Linked DNA regions of Homo sapiens: region 2 is linked to region 1. A link is a contact called in ENCODE Hi-C or POLR2A ChIA-PET data. All regions are on one chromosome and are shown on one strand. Each heading gives the region's core, a stretch centred on a gene start or an enhancer-like site at or near the end of the contact. The rest is flanking DNA. Distances are from core to core; before and after follow the strand shown. Region 1 has its middle 37 kb from the start of LINC01335. Region 2 holds the start of LINC01335 (long intergenic non-protein coding RNA 1335).

Region 1 (6,793 bases), core at 2,809-5,308:
CGATTTCATGATTCCTAGCTCTCATGGTTCACAGGACATAGTCTTCCACCTGAGACATGTTCTCTACCCAGGCCCTGGGTGGACATTCAGATGGCTCCTTTACCTTTCCATGGCATGGGATATGGGTCTTTGGATGTCAGAATCATTTTGTCCTTCCTTAGGTGGAAGGCTGGGACCTACTGGGATTGGTCCAGTAGGTCCAAAGCTGCTGATGGTGGCAGCTTTGATGACAGCTCCGTGTGGAGCCCAGTGAATCTTCCTCCATCACCCTAGTGTGTGATGGTGGGGGCGAGTTCTCTCACTGCCCACAACTCCTCTCCCTTGTCCCTGCAGCTTGTTTCTGAGAGCTTCGTTGTTTTGTGCCTGGCTCCTGGACTGTGAAAAATCATACCCCTCACAGCCCCAGCGTCTTTCCCAGAATAGAGAAATAATAATCCAGGCCGAATGTACACTCCTGAGATTCAGTCCCTAGAGCTTTGTTCTTTTAGGAGTACAGTGTTTATTAGAGGAGAGAGGGTAAAAGTGTCATTTATCTCCACATATGTGGGAATGTTATTGAATTGTCATCAACAAGTAGTCCAGCCCTTATGAATGGAACAATCTTTTCTCCCCTGATGGATGACGGCGTTTCTGGAAATCAGTCAGACCTTTATGCTAACAGGGCCTGCGTCTGGATTCTATAAGGTGGAGGGTAGTTTACTCAGTGGAGTCCTTCAGTCCTACAATTACGTCCTCCCCATAGACCCACCCTCCCGTCAACTTTTTCACTCATAAATCCAACACTGCTTTGTCTGAAATATGGCAGATTTGCTTTCATTTTTATTTGAATTTGAAGTGGGAGGTTGGAAGGGTAAGGTCTGGGCTCCAAGAGTAAGCATAAGTTATAATTATATTTCTTCACATTGTGCCTTTGATTATGTTTTGATTTGATGGATTGCATATCCCCTACTGTACACACCAGGATCCTTCTGACAAAACTAAATAGATGTATTTTCATTAACCTACCCAGTGACTTTCCAGAAATACCTTTTCAGAAGTTTCTCCAGTGTTTCATGACAGAGTCTGTTTCTAAAATCTTAACTCAAAGCCACAAAATTACTAGTATGAAATACTCTCTAGAGACCTTGGGACACTTCTCTTCTAACGTAGGACCTATTAAGGACCCCGGTGTGACCATTTTGATTGAACCAATTATTTGCTTTATTTAAATACCAGGACAGACTGAAGCTTGCCTTCCTGAAGTGATTTCTCCTTTGACTAAATGGGAGAACACTGAATCAACAAATTATTTGAGCTTGTATAGTGGTGACCTCTGGGGCATAGTATCTGAATTCAGCAACCAAATCCTTGTTATGTGACCACAGAAAAAATCATTCTGTCTCAGTTTTCATGACTGTTAAGGATAAGCTGAGAGTTCCATTTAAGCCCGCAAATTGCCAGTCAACATTCATAACTGGTAGGCTGGGATAACTATTATTAAGTAGTACTCAACAATATTAATAATGATAACAACTATCATTTCCAGCATTCATTTGCCTTGAGTTGGTAAGCATGGAAGGAATGTTTTGTTTTAGGGGCTAAAGAGGAGGATGAAAGTCGGGGGTGGTTGCACATTTATTTGGATTTTTTAATGCCTAATGCCCGCATCCCTGAGAAAGTATAAAGAGACATTTTGTATGAAGCAGAGACTGTTATCTGTTCCCTATTCCACATCTTAAGCTAGTCTCGAGTTCACTAAAAAGTTAGGTTTGAATAGCAATTAGAGAAGTTGAATTTTTTAGAAACTTTGTGAGACTCTGGACAAAAACAGTGCTACTTTTAGGCCTGGAGACTTTGAGTTGAGACAAAAGACAGTTTCCCCATTGTTATGTGGAAATTAGCTCCCCCTGACACCTCCAAAGTTGCCAGCAACATTGAAGACAGGAAGGCTAGACTGTGCAATGAACATGGGCATTCTCCCACAGCACTGTGGAGTCAATGGTAGGACAGCGGGCTAAGGTGTAGCGAGAAAGAGAGGGAGTCCACGGCTTGGACTGAAGGGAAGGAGTGTGACTCACACGCTGCTCCCAAGCCAATGGGAGATCCTCTTTAGAAGCAGTAGGAAATATCTTGAAGGAAGGCACTTAAGGTGGCTGAGCAAGGTGGGAAAATCGGAGACTTTTCATGAGTGAGTGTGAAGAAGAAATTCAGGATTATTGATGTCATTGTGATTTCACTTGTATCTGCAGAAAATAAGAAATAAAAATTGCTTTAAATACTTAAAAAATAAAAATAATCATGAATGTGTGTGTCTCTATTCTGGATTCCCTTGTGTTCTATTTTTTATATGTTTAGATTTATGCCAATACCTCACCATGTAGTTTATTATAGGTAAGTAAGTCTAAATATCAGGTCAAATAAAACCTCAAAAATTGTTGGTTTTTCCCCCCACAATTGTTTAGACTATTCTAGTTCCCTTGCATTTCCATATAAATTTTTAAAAAGCTAGCCAATTTATAAAATAGAAAAAGTGCCTGATGGGATTTGGATTGAATTTGACAAAGGTGCCAAAGTAACTCAATGAACAAAGCACCATCTTTGCAACAAGTGTTGCTGAAAAAATTGAATAGACTTACACAAGAGAAAAATAAAAACCCTCCATTCTTACCTTATCATATACAAAAATTAACTTGAAATGGATTATAAGAAGAAAACATAGGAGAATGTCTTTGCAGCCTTGGGTTAGGGGAATAATTCTTAAGACATAAAAAGCAGAAACCATAAAAGAACTAATCAATAATTGTACTTTATCAAAATAAAAACTTTTACTCTAAGACACTAGAGAAAATGAAAAGGCAAGCTACAGACTGTCGGAAAATATTTGTAAACCATGTATCTGATAAAAAAAACTCTTAGAACTAAATAATAAGACAACAAACAACGCAATAAAATAAAATAAATAGTAAGTTGGACATTAATCCCAAATAAGACCTAGGAACAGCAAAAGAGTGCATGCAAAGATGCTCAATATCATTAGTCATTAAAATAATGCAAATTGAAACTATGGTAAGCTACTACTACACATCCACTAGAATGGCTAACACTAAAGACTAACAAGACCAAATGTTGTGGAGGATGTAGGGCAACTAGAATTGTCATATATCACTGTTAGGAATGCAAAATGATAGTGCTACTTTGGAAAACAATTTGACAGTTTATTATAATGTTAAATATACATGTACGTGTAACTCAGAAATCCTATTTCTAGGTATTCACCAAAGGGAAGTGAAAATATGTATCTATACAAAGACATATAACAATTATTTTCCACTGTAATTATGATATCTTCCTAATACTTGGTTTGCCATTTTTTAAAAGCTAACATTTCTCTATAAATAATTTCCTTTTTAATATTTTGAGTGACTGAATATCTTGGTTCTTTCTCTCCTTTACTTGAAACTTAGAACACATAAACTAGAACTCTTTTATCAACCTTATCATGGACTCTTAAAAGGATGTTATGATTTTTGATGGAATAGAAAAAGGACTTCAGACCCAAACTGGTACATATTAAGCTGGTGCAATAGTAATTGCAGTTTGCCATTACTTTAATGGCAAAGACCGCAATTACTTTTGCACCAACCTAATATTATTGTTATGTGTATATCCGGCCACCTGAAAAGGTTCTAGGTTTTTAGATTCTGTGTGTGTGTGTGTGTGTGTGTGTGTGTGTGTGTGTGTGTGTGTGTGTGTGTGTTGCTACCTCTGGAACTCCTCAAAATCTTAATGGAGCAATTATAAGTGTCATTTCCTTTAACTTTTTCCTTCAGGTTACTTTTACATGTAGGCTGTCTTTACGTGTCTAAATATTTAACCGCATGAATGGAGCCTTCTTCTAGTTTTTTTCTTGAGGGTTGGATTCTGTGTAGGTACAGATCTTGACCCCTGACATCTTTATGCACAAAGAACAATAGTCAAATCAGCAGTCATTACTCTTTGGTTTAAGAGGAGGTCAGCCAGGACAATGAGCTGAAAGTCAAGGTAACAAAAGAACTGAGGGCTGCACTGGGTCCTCTTCACAAATGAGTGAACTTGATTCTTGCTTATTGGGATGTGAGGAATCTGGGGCTATTTCAGGAATGTTAGCAATTTTGCCCTAAAGCAACTTTGATCTTGTTGCTCCTCCCCTTGCTTGGTCATTAACTGGGAACATGGAGACCAGCTCCACTCTTTGACTTCTCAAAGAGTCACTGCTTACTGCATAAATACATCTCCTCTTACTGTACTCTTTTCCTGGAAGAAAAAATACCAATCCTCTCCCCTGAGAGGGGCTTCAACTTCTCGTTTTCAAAACTATTTACCCCAGCTGATGCCCTAACTAAAAAAGCATGCCTTTGAAACTGGTAAGCAAAGGCCAGGGAAGGAAAATGAGAATCTGCCAGCCACAACTTCCTCAAGTAAGAATTCCCTTCTGTCTTCTCCAACCCATCCTCAAATCCCACCAGAGATGGGGTTTCCAGCGGCTTTAGGAAATTCCTCAAAAACAGGGGAGGGGGAAATTATGTACAACTTCCACTGTATCTAGCCACAAGAAGGTGGTCTGTTACCCACCCTTTCTTTCCCTTTAGGCTTTTAACTGTTAGCAGTGGCAATTAATATAAATTAGCCAATGACATTGTATGCTTCATTCTTCTGGAAACAGCTAGTTTGTTAGTGGTTAGGCCTACTTACCTCCCAGAGAAATCTGTGGGCGTTCTTTATATGAAGAAACTCTCCAAAATCCTCATGTTTCCACATAAGTGAGGATCAAAGTAAGAATTCCATTGTCTCCTGTTAAATTCTGTTCCTCAGACTATAGCCTGAGTAGAGTCATCTTTCATTCAAATTCTCCCCACACATTTCTGAGGTTTAGGGGCTGTCATCTACAAGATTTAGAGATTTGCATGCATTTTATCGTGTTTTCAAAAATTAAGAGGCAAATTCCCTCAGAGCAATTACCAAGACTTGTGTAAGAGTCCCTCACCTTAGGAAAAGAAATCACCAGCACACTTGTTCAAACAAAACCCACGCCAGTTTTCTTTATTTTATAATCTTATAAAAATGTTTTACTTACACCATGGGATTCCGAACATGTTTATGAACATTTTCCAAATGTTTTGAAGTCCAGGGTTGGGAGCCCAGTAATTGTCAATGGATGAGTTAGAGGGTATGTTTGCACCGGCGGCTTTTGTCTTTCCCTCCCACTCACCGGGACTGTCTCTCACAGACTCACGGTGACCTTGGCTAGTTTTGGAGACCTGCTTTGATTTATGAAGTTCTCATAGGGCAATGTTTTCAAATAAGTTGTTTGTGTGGCCATCAGCCTAGTGGTTTCCAGAGTGCTTTCCCACTTGCTCTCTCTTTGAGTCCCACAATAACAAAAGAGGATAGGCCTTTGGCACCAAGCTTGAGAGACCTGGGTTGTTCTATATAAGTTCAATTTTCTAGCTAATAGAAATTTATCTTATATACTATCCAATTGATAAATAAAAATTTATTGAGGAATTCCTAACTGTTCACAGTTAGTATTCAGTAAAGCACTTTTAAATTTAAAAATAAAGGAATACTAGGCAAGACTGATTTATCTTTTGATGATTCAAAAAGTACCTCAGGATTCTGCAGCATTTCAGGCTCATTTTGCTGAAACTCCATTATCCCTGTTGTTGGCATTCAGTGCTAGGTTATGTTAGATTATCCTGAAAGTTATTTCATACACATATTTATGTAGCACAACGTAGCATTCAGAATTGCAGCAGGCCCCTAACTAATGAAAATGTATGCTTGCAAGACAGATGCATATGGCAGTAATTATTCAATTTACAAAGCATTCACCTTTAGAATTCCTTTGCATGGCATTTAGATTTCCAACTACACCTATAGCTTTATGAACATACTTCTGGTTCACGGAGTTCCTTTTGTCTCCCTCCAGCATAACCACACACTCACACATGCATATCCCTATACAGATACTCTAATTTGTCTGACGAACTTCCCTCCCAAGTAGTAGTCCCTAAGAATAAGATGAAAAAGAATCTCGTTGCTCTCCCATGGCCATTCTGCCTTCCTCCTAGAGTCAATATGCTGCAGTGAGGTCTTCTAGATCACCTAGTCTGATCTCATTTTCTAGATGAGAACCCATGGCCCAGAGAAGTTAAAGCACTTAGCTGAAGTCACAGAGTTTGTTAGTGGCAGAGCTGGGACTAGAAACCAAGCCATGAGCCTCACATCACAGCATCTGCTCTTCCCACTAAATTCTCTTCCCACAACTCCCTTGGAAAGATACGCCTCTTTTTCCAGAGACCTACTCAGACAACAACTTTGCAGTCTGCCTGAGAAACTCATTTTCCACATTTAATCATGTACACTCTCACTGAAGCTGATTTAATCTGATCGGAATTGTCCATGGTATAGAAAAAAGGTCACATCCAGATGGAGATGGGTGGAGGTGGTCACCATTTAATACAACATACTGTTTCTACCCAAAATGGTTATACTAACCTAACCCTCTATAATTTTTTTTTAACCAAGACTGAGTATTCTAAATTCCTTAGCGTTGTCTCAAACCCCTGTGTTTTATTCTTTAATTATTTTGATGGACTTCTCCAAAGCCATCCTATTTTAGCATCCATTCTTCCCATTCCTCTTGATTCAATGGTGCAGCTCAGTTGAAATGCAGGGTTGTACACAGGCCCTGCTCAGAGCTGTCCATTGCAGAAAGGTAGCACAGGCTTATTACCAATTTTAGTTCTTTCATTTTACAAAATTTTAGCACTTT
Region 2 (6,793 bases), core at 1,800-4,299, 36 kb after region 1:
AAAAATTGTTTCCAAAGATAAAAAATATTTTTTTCTTCCTCAAATCTCTGGTTCACCAAACTCCTCACAAATTTATATTAGACAAAATGCTTTGTGCTAGAAAGAAACAGGTTGACACTCAGTGAGACACAGGAAAAGTTAACCAGCCCACTGCCCCTTCCAAGAATGTAAGTGGTGAAGGGGATGGAAGTGGTCTGGCAAATGAAATAAGATTGATCAGATATTGATCAATCAATATTGAAGCTGGAGCATAGGTACATGGGGATTTATAATACTCTTCTTTCTAATTTACGTAGTTTTGAAATTTTCCATAATTCTAAAAGTTTTAACAAGACAACAAGACATTTAAGGTGAGTGCCAGATGGCCAGTGTGGATGATTAAATCTAATATGATCAAATTCACAAATGAAGACAAATGTTCATGTTATAAAAGAAACTGTCTTTTCATTGAGGAGGAGTCCTTCTCATTATCAACAGAGTTTGGCATTAAACAGGAAGTCCTAGAGGTGAGGGATTTTTCTCATGTCAAGTGCTCATTTTGTAAAGCTATTCCACCTGGTGCAGTAGACAATACATGGGCTTTGGAGTCAGGTTGATGTTGGTTTGAATACTAACTCCGTTGTTTACTGGCTATATAATCTCAGAAGCAATATTTAACTTTCCAAAACTCAGTTTCCTCAACTCCAAAACACAGAATTGTGCTGTGAACCAAATGTGTTAAAGTGCTAAGTACAGTGCCTAGAATATAGAGGGTGTTTACTTTTATCAGCGTTGCATTAATATTACCAACATCGTTGAAACAAAGACTATGCATATGGTATAAATTACACGGACGCGTAATCTGTTGTTTTCCTGAGGTATTAGCATTCCCTTCCATGATCTCTGATAGTAGTAACATTTATCAGCTTAAGATTTACCAAGAATCTGTATGATTTTAGTGATTTGAGCCATTAAGCTAATTGGGTCATATTGTAGAATTCTCTCTCTAGATCACATTCACTTTCTTTCAGTTGATATGTTCTAATGCCTGGAAGGTCACCTTTGACATCCTAATCACAAAGTTAAAGGCCTTTTCCTGTTTCTCCTGCTCTTTGATTCTTCTGCAGCCAATGGGCTATTGGCCACTGTTCATTCTTGAAATTACACTATTTTATTGTCTGACATGATGCTGTGTTTTCCTGGTTCCCTTCCCACCGCTTGACAGCTTGTTTCTTTTTCTTCATTAGCTCCTTCTTTATCTACCTTTTAAAAATGAGAAATTATTTAGTTCAATCCTTGGCTCTGGCTTTCCTAGGATATACCCTCTCCTCTTATTTCCAACATCTCCTCCATGCAGATGACTCCTGAAACTCCACCCAAAACCTCATTGGCAATCAACACAGCAAAGCAATGAACATTTTACTTGATCACTGAACCTTCACCAATACCTCAACATCTCTAGGTATAAGTTTCTCATCTGAGCTCAAAACTGTCTTTCTCTACAGATTCCTCCATTATTCCAGTCTTTTAGGACTGAAATCTCAACTTTATATCTTCCCTTTCCTCTATGGAAAGTATCTAAGTAGTGACCACTAGAGTTTGGATATGGTTCGTTTGTCCCCACCAACCCTCATGATTAAATTTCATTCCCAGTGTAGCAGTGTTAGGAGGTGAGGCATAATGAGAGGTGTTTCAGTCATAGGGGTGGATCCCTCATGAATAGATTAATGCCTTCCCTGGGGTTGGCGGGGGTTGGGGGTGGTGAATGAGTTTCCACTCTATTAGTTTCCACAAGAATTGGTTGTTAAAAAGGAGCTGGCACCTCCTCTCTCCCTCTCACTTCCTCTTGCCATGTAATCTTTACAGGAGCTGGCTCCCCTTCACCTTTTGCCATGAGTGGAAACTTCTGAGATCTTCACCAGAAGACAACCACAGTTTGGTGTCATGCTTCTTGTATAGTCTGCAAAACAATGAGCTAAATAAACTCTTTTCCTTTATAAATTACCCAGCCTCAGGTATTCCTCTATAGCAACACAAAATAGACTAAGATAGTGACCAAGCCTTGTTGATTCTTATTTCACAGTGCTGGTTATATTCCTACTGACAACAAGCTAAATCGGACTCTTTTACCTTTCCTAGGATTGCTGAAAAGGCTCCTTAATGGTTTCCTCAATTTCAACATCAGTTACCTCCATTCTATACCCCACATCTATGTCAAACTACCTCTCCCCAAAACACTGTCAGACCATGCCACTCTGCCAATCAGAAGCCTTCCAGGACTCCTCATTGCTTACTGGACTGTATCTAAAACCTTCAGCTCAGAGTTCAAGAGCCTCCATAATGGGCCTCAATATACTTTTACTACCTCCCCTTCCCTCAACTTGTCTACATAAAATAACAACTCCAGATAAACTTATTTCCTTACTCTCTTCCAAATATACTTTTATCCTTCCATTCATCTTCCTTTTTCTTAGACTACTTTCCCCACCAAAACTGCCTTCCTAACCTAATCCTAACTCCCAAATGGGACCAAGGTCAGATCTCACTTCTTTAGTAATGATGTTCCTCATTCTCTAAGTTGAACTAATCGCTCCTTTCAAAAAAGTTTCCACAATTCGTATTCAGATAATACATTTGGTAATTAACCACTTACTGCCTACTGACATCTTTTCCATTATTGCTTGCTACTATTAAGTGCTTTATTGTTATTTAAGTTTTCATATTTGTAAATCTTGTCTCTCCAACTTGATTGTTTACCTCTTCTTTTAAAAGGGGCAAGCCTATCCTCTTTGTATCTCACAAAGCATTTAAGAGTAACTTGTACAATGTATTAACTTTTTGTCCAAATAATTTTAGAAATGTTTACCTCCAATAGTTAGGAACTATTCACATCGCTTTGTATTCTTTCAGTTAATATGTCTTCATGATGGTCCTCAGAGCTTTGAGAAAGCATGCATCTCCAAAATGTGTGTGTATTCTGTCATGGTTTGTATGCTGGATCCTTTCTCCTGGCTTCACGGCAGATTTGGCCTTTAACTATATGGCAGATTTGGCCTTTAACTCTACCATTAAACCAACTGAGTATGATTTCTAAACATAGAGAATAGACAGCTAGATTAGTTATGCTGTAGTAATGTGAAATAAGAATTTTCTTCCCCCTACCCCACACAGATCTTACTCAATAAAATTGTTTTTAAAAATGTGGGCTTGATTACTCACTGTTATTTTCATCTAGTATTAATTTAAATATTCAAGTGTTTTGAAAATAAATGAATGTGATATGTTCATTGACCTATTTGTAAGAAGCTAGATATCCGCAAATTGTGAAATACAGTCAACTAGCAATTATCCTCATACAGATCCAGGCTTTACCTTATGACTAGTGATCTGTGGTCTGTTGCCAACCAGCTCTCTTCTTCCTCCAGCTCACACCCAACCTACTTTACCCAACCACACTGAAAATAAATGTTCACTTGGTCCAACATACTAACATCAATCTAACACAGGTTGAAAAATAAGTATCTTATATGCCAATCTCCGTTGATTTGTACCAGCTGCCTGGATTGCAGTGATGCAAAGAATTCTAAAGCTATATCCAGATTCATCAGGAAAGGCCTATTAGTGAGTCTGCTATGAGCACAAGACAAGATGTGTTGGCACTTGAACCATGAATTTGCAATCTCCAGCCAAAGCAAAACTTACAATGTGGAGTTTCTTGTAGGGACCAAAGTGAAACTACCCCTTTGCCCTCTGAGGTTTTGCTGAAAACTCAGCTGACAAAAAGGTTAATAGGAGAAAAGGCACACAAAATTTTATTGTAATGTGCATAGCACAGGGGATCACAGGAGAATGATAGAAGTGATATGCCCTTTTCCATAGGGGAGGAAGGAGATGGGAAGTGTAGACATTTCTTTTAAGGAGCAGTAAGTAATTAGGGAAAAATAATGCACCTGGGAGGTGGGAGGCAGACATTATGGGAAGGTGAGGGGTGGAACTGCACAGGAACAAAGGTCATCTTATTATGCAAATTGAGTCCCACAGGTAATCTCTTGGAGCTGCTCTCAGGAGAATAGATGAAAAGTCTGTCTGGGCAGGGTGAAGATTCCCAGTCTCTTCTCTTCTCAGGTGATTAATCTTTCCTGGTTATTTGATGAGGTCCCTAAGGAAAGCATTTAAGATAATTGCATTTATTTTGGAAAGGAGCTTTCTTGGTCACATAAAGAAATTCCAGGAAGAGTCCTTCCTTGTGCTTAAGAGACAAGACAAAGGTAGAGGAACCTTCATTCTTAGGCAGCTTCTAGGGCTCCTCAGCACATCACAGCAACAGTCTTTGGGGCATCACTTTCTGGGCCCCAACATTCTCAAAGGCAAAGATTCTGTTTTATTCATCTCTACACATCTTCCTCTCTTCCCCTTTTACTAAGTCATGGCAGATATAGCCTGCTATGAAGTTGGCACCATTAGAGAAGGTATGGTTGCTTAGCTGTATCTGTGCCTAAAGTGAACATGTGTACTCTTAGTCACACCCAGTTTCTACTTCCACTTCTTGTGGAAACAGTCCCCATCTTCATTTAGAAATCCATTCATCTCCTATTTTCAGTCTACATGGTTCCAGGGAGATGACCATAACACAAGCTCATTGTGACATGTGATTCAGACCACCCAACATGATTATTACATTTTTCAATAACTGGCTTAGAAAGGACATTTAACCCAACAGGGACAATGAGATACCTTAGAGTTTTCTTCTGAGGTGTTTGTGAGGGAAAGAGTCACTCTTATTGCTTGCTGGATTTGAAACTAAGAACTATCTTGCTGTCACATGGAGTTGACACTTTTAAGCTTACAAAAAAAAAATGACCAAGTCAAAATATGATGATAATAACAGTTGTGATTAACTAACCTAAGCCCCCAAATCTATCATTCTGAAGCCCTGAATACCTTTCATTAATACATTCCCTTTTCTGCTTAAGCCTTTTTGAGTTTCCTGTCACTTATTACTGACACAGACTCCCTGAGACAAAGCTTTATAAGGACCTTCTTTGACTCCTATCAACTGCAAAAACAATATCTAATAAAAAACATAAGAAATGGCTGTGTGGGTGATATTTATGCTGGTGTTAGGAAAGCTCATACCCCGGCAGTAGAAAACATAGCAATTCAAAAGCACATGTTCTGGGAAGTGACTGCTAGCTGGGTCTGTTTTTTGCTTTACATCATTGCTCTCTTCTGTGAGTACTAATAATTGAGACTAGGTCATATACTTTATAAGTGCTTCAACAGCAGTGCAATTGGTCCAGGAAGGGAAGTTTGGCAGCTGAGTCACCTGTCAGGATAGTGTGTTGCAGGAAATCTCCAAATCAAGGAGAGACGCCTTCCCAAGGAGAGGTGGAGCTGGACCGGGCAGCTGTGGGAAAAGTTGGTTTCTAGCCACAGGCTTTTTCTGTAGGTAAATCAAACCAGCCTAGTTTTCCAATCTAGGCACAGAGCAGGCACTCCAGTCTCAGACACTTTGATCCTTTCCATAGAGGACAAAGAGGTAATGGGGAGAGGCCATAGCCTACTCATTCAAGAAGGTAGTTCTCAGGATGAAAGTTCATCACAAATGTCTGTCCTCTCTGGATTTTGGCAGCTTTGTTGCCTGACTTGAATAATGGATCGTGTCAGAACGTTACCTAGAGGAATATGCCCACTGCTTAGCGAGTATCTTTGACATTATTGACCTTGAGTAACTTGAGGAAACAGTAGAGTCTATGATTTGCTTCATCTGAGGTTGATATTTTTTCCAACTACAAATAGTAGCTTCCCGCTTCCCCAGGATCAGACTCAGAGGGTGCCTTAAACGTCAATGCTGAACTACTCATTTCAGCTCCAGGAAAATAAGTCTGTTGTGTCTCAAAAGAATTGTTCTCTGAGGCAAAACAATCTTTTGCTGCAACGCCCCCACAAAAGCCTGCATGAAAGGGTCACACAAGTATGTACAAAGGAAAGATCAGTGAAGATTTCCTTTCTTCTCCCTCCGTTTTTTTTCCTTTTAGCGCTGAGCTATGAACATGCTTAAAAGTCCGAGTGATGAGATCAATTCTGAATGGTCCTTGTTCTTCAGGATAAGTTCAAAGGTATCAAAAGTCAGCCTTTAAGGCTGAAGGAAAAATGCTTTCTACTTTGCCGCCAAAAGAGTTTGAAGTCTGGGGGCTTCATAGAAATTCCAAGGTGAGAACCAGAAGGGAAGTCATAGACTGTTCCCTGACATTGGAGGATATGGCTTTTTTTTTTTTTTTTTTTTTTTTTTTGTAGGGAAATCAAATCCACACAGCTGTGCCTTTGGAACAATTAGACACACCTAGAAGATCACACCAGGATGTTAAGAAAATGAGACAAACAGTGAGCATTCTGACATCATATACACTGATTGGCTTTTTAAACTCTGGGGCCTTTTCACACAGATTTTACCCAGATAAAAATGCAAGCATCTGAACCATATGCTTAAGTGTTTTCTCTGTACCGCTGGCTGGAGCAGCTGGCAAAACATGATCTAGGACTGCTAAAACTGTTCTGACAAAAGCACTTTAGTGGGGTCTGCAGGACAGGGTCTGAAAGATGTCAGAATTTTTAAAAGGTACTAATTGCTCAAAGGATGAAGCAATCCCTCTGAAAACTAACCCAGCATTTTAATAGAACCCAGAACAATACTGAGAATCTCAGAGGGAAAATCTGCTTGTTTTCTAACTCCTGCTGATAAAGAGGAAAAGCATAACCACTAAGCACAGGGCAATGTGGAAGAATGTATTGGCTTTTCAGGCACCTATGAATC

The links. A loop is a pair of places that touch in the nucleus more often than their neighbours do. ChIA-PET counts read pairs that join two places held with the same protein, here RNA polymerase II (POLR2A). Pooled maps may share reads with other maps.
Region 2: a loop to region 1 is called in a map of PC-9, with 6 times the contacts of the local background. The contact joins the promoter of LINC01335 here to the enhancer-like site in region 1. A Hi-C loop is called at or near these places in 3 of 168 maps with a recorded cell type or tissue (PC-9, gastrocnemius medialis and posterior vena cava) and 1 of 50 pooled maps. POLR2A ChIA-PET finds 5 or more read pairs at or near these places in 3 of 52 experiments (BJ, MCF 10A and PC-9).

The regions. Positions count from the first base shown.
Region 1 is chr5:74,268,138-74,274,930 of GRCh38, forward strand. No RefSeq gene overlaps it. Among named protein-coding and RNA genes, the nearest start is that of LINC01335, 37 kb to the right of the region's middle. Within about 2 kb of position 4,059, at least 2 of the 41 ENCODE cell types and tissues checked have a DNase peak (open chromatin) inside an H3K27ac peak, as active enhancers do; they include PC-9, where a contact is called at or near this core.
Region 2 is chr5:74,305,276-74,312,068 of GRCh38, forward strand. It overlaps LINC01335 (long intergenic non-protein coding RNA 1335), which reads right to left and starts at 3,050. Exons shown (of 3, transcript NR_105009.1): 1 at 2,846-3,050; 2 at 1,864-1,939; 3 at 1,135-1,242.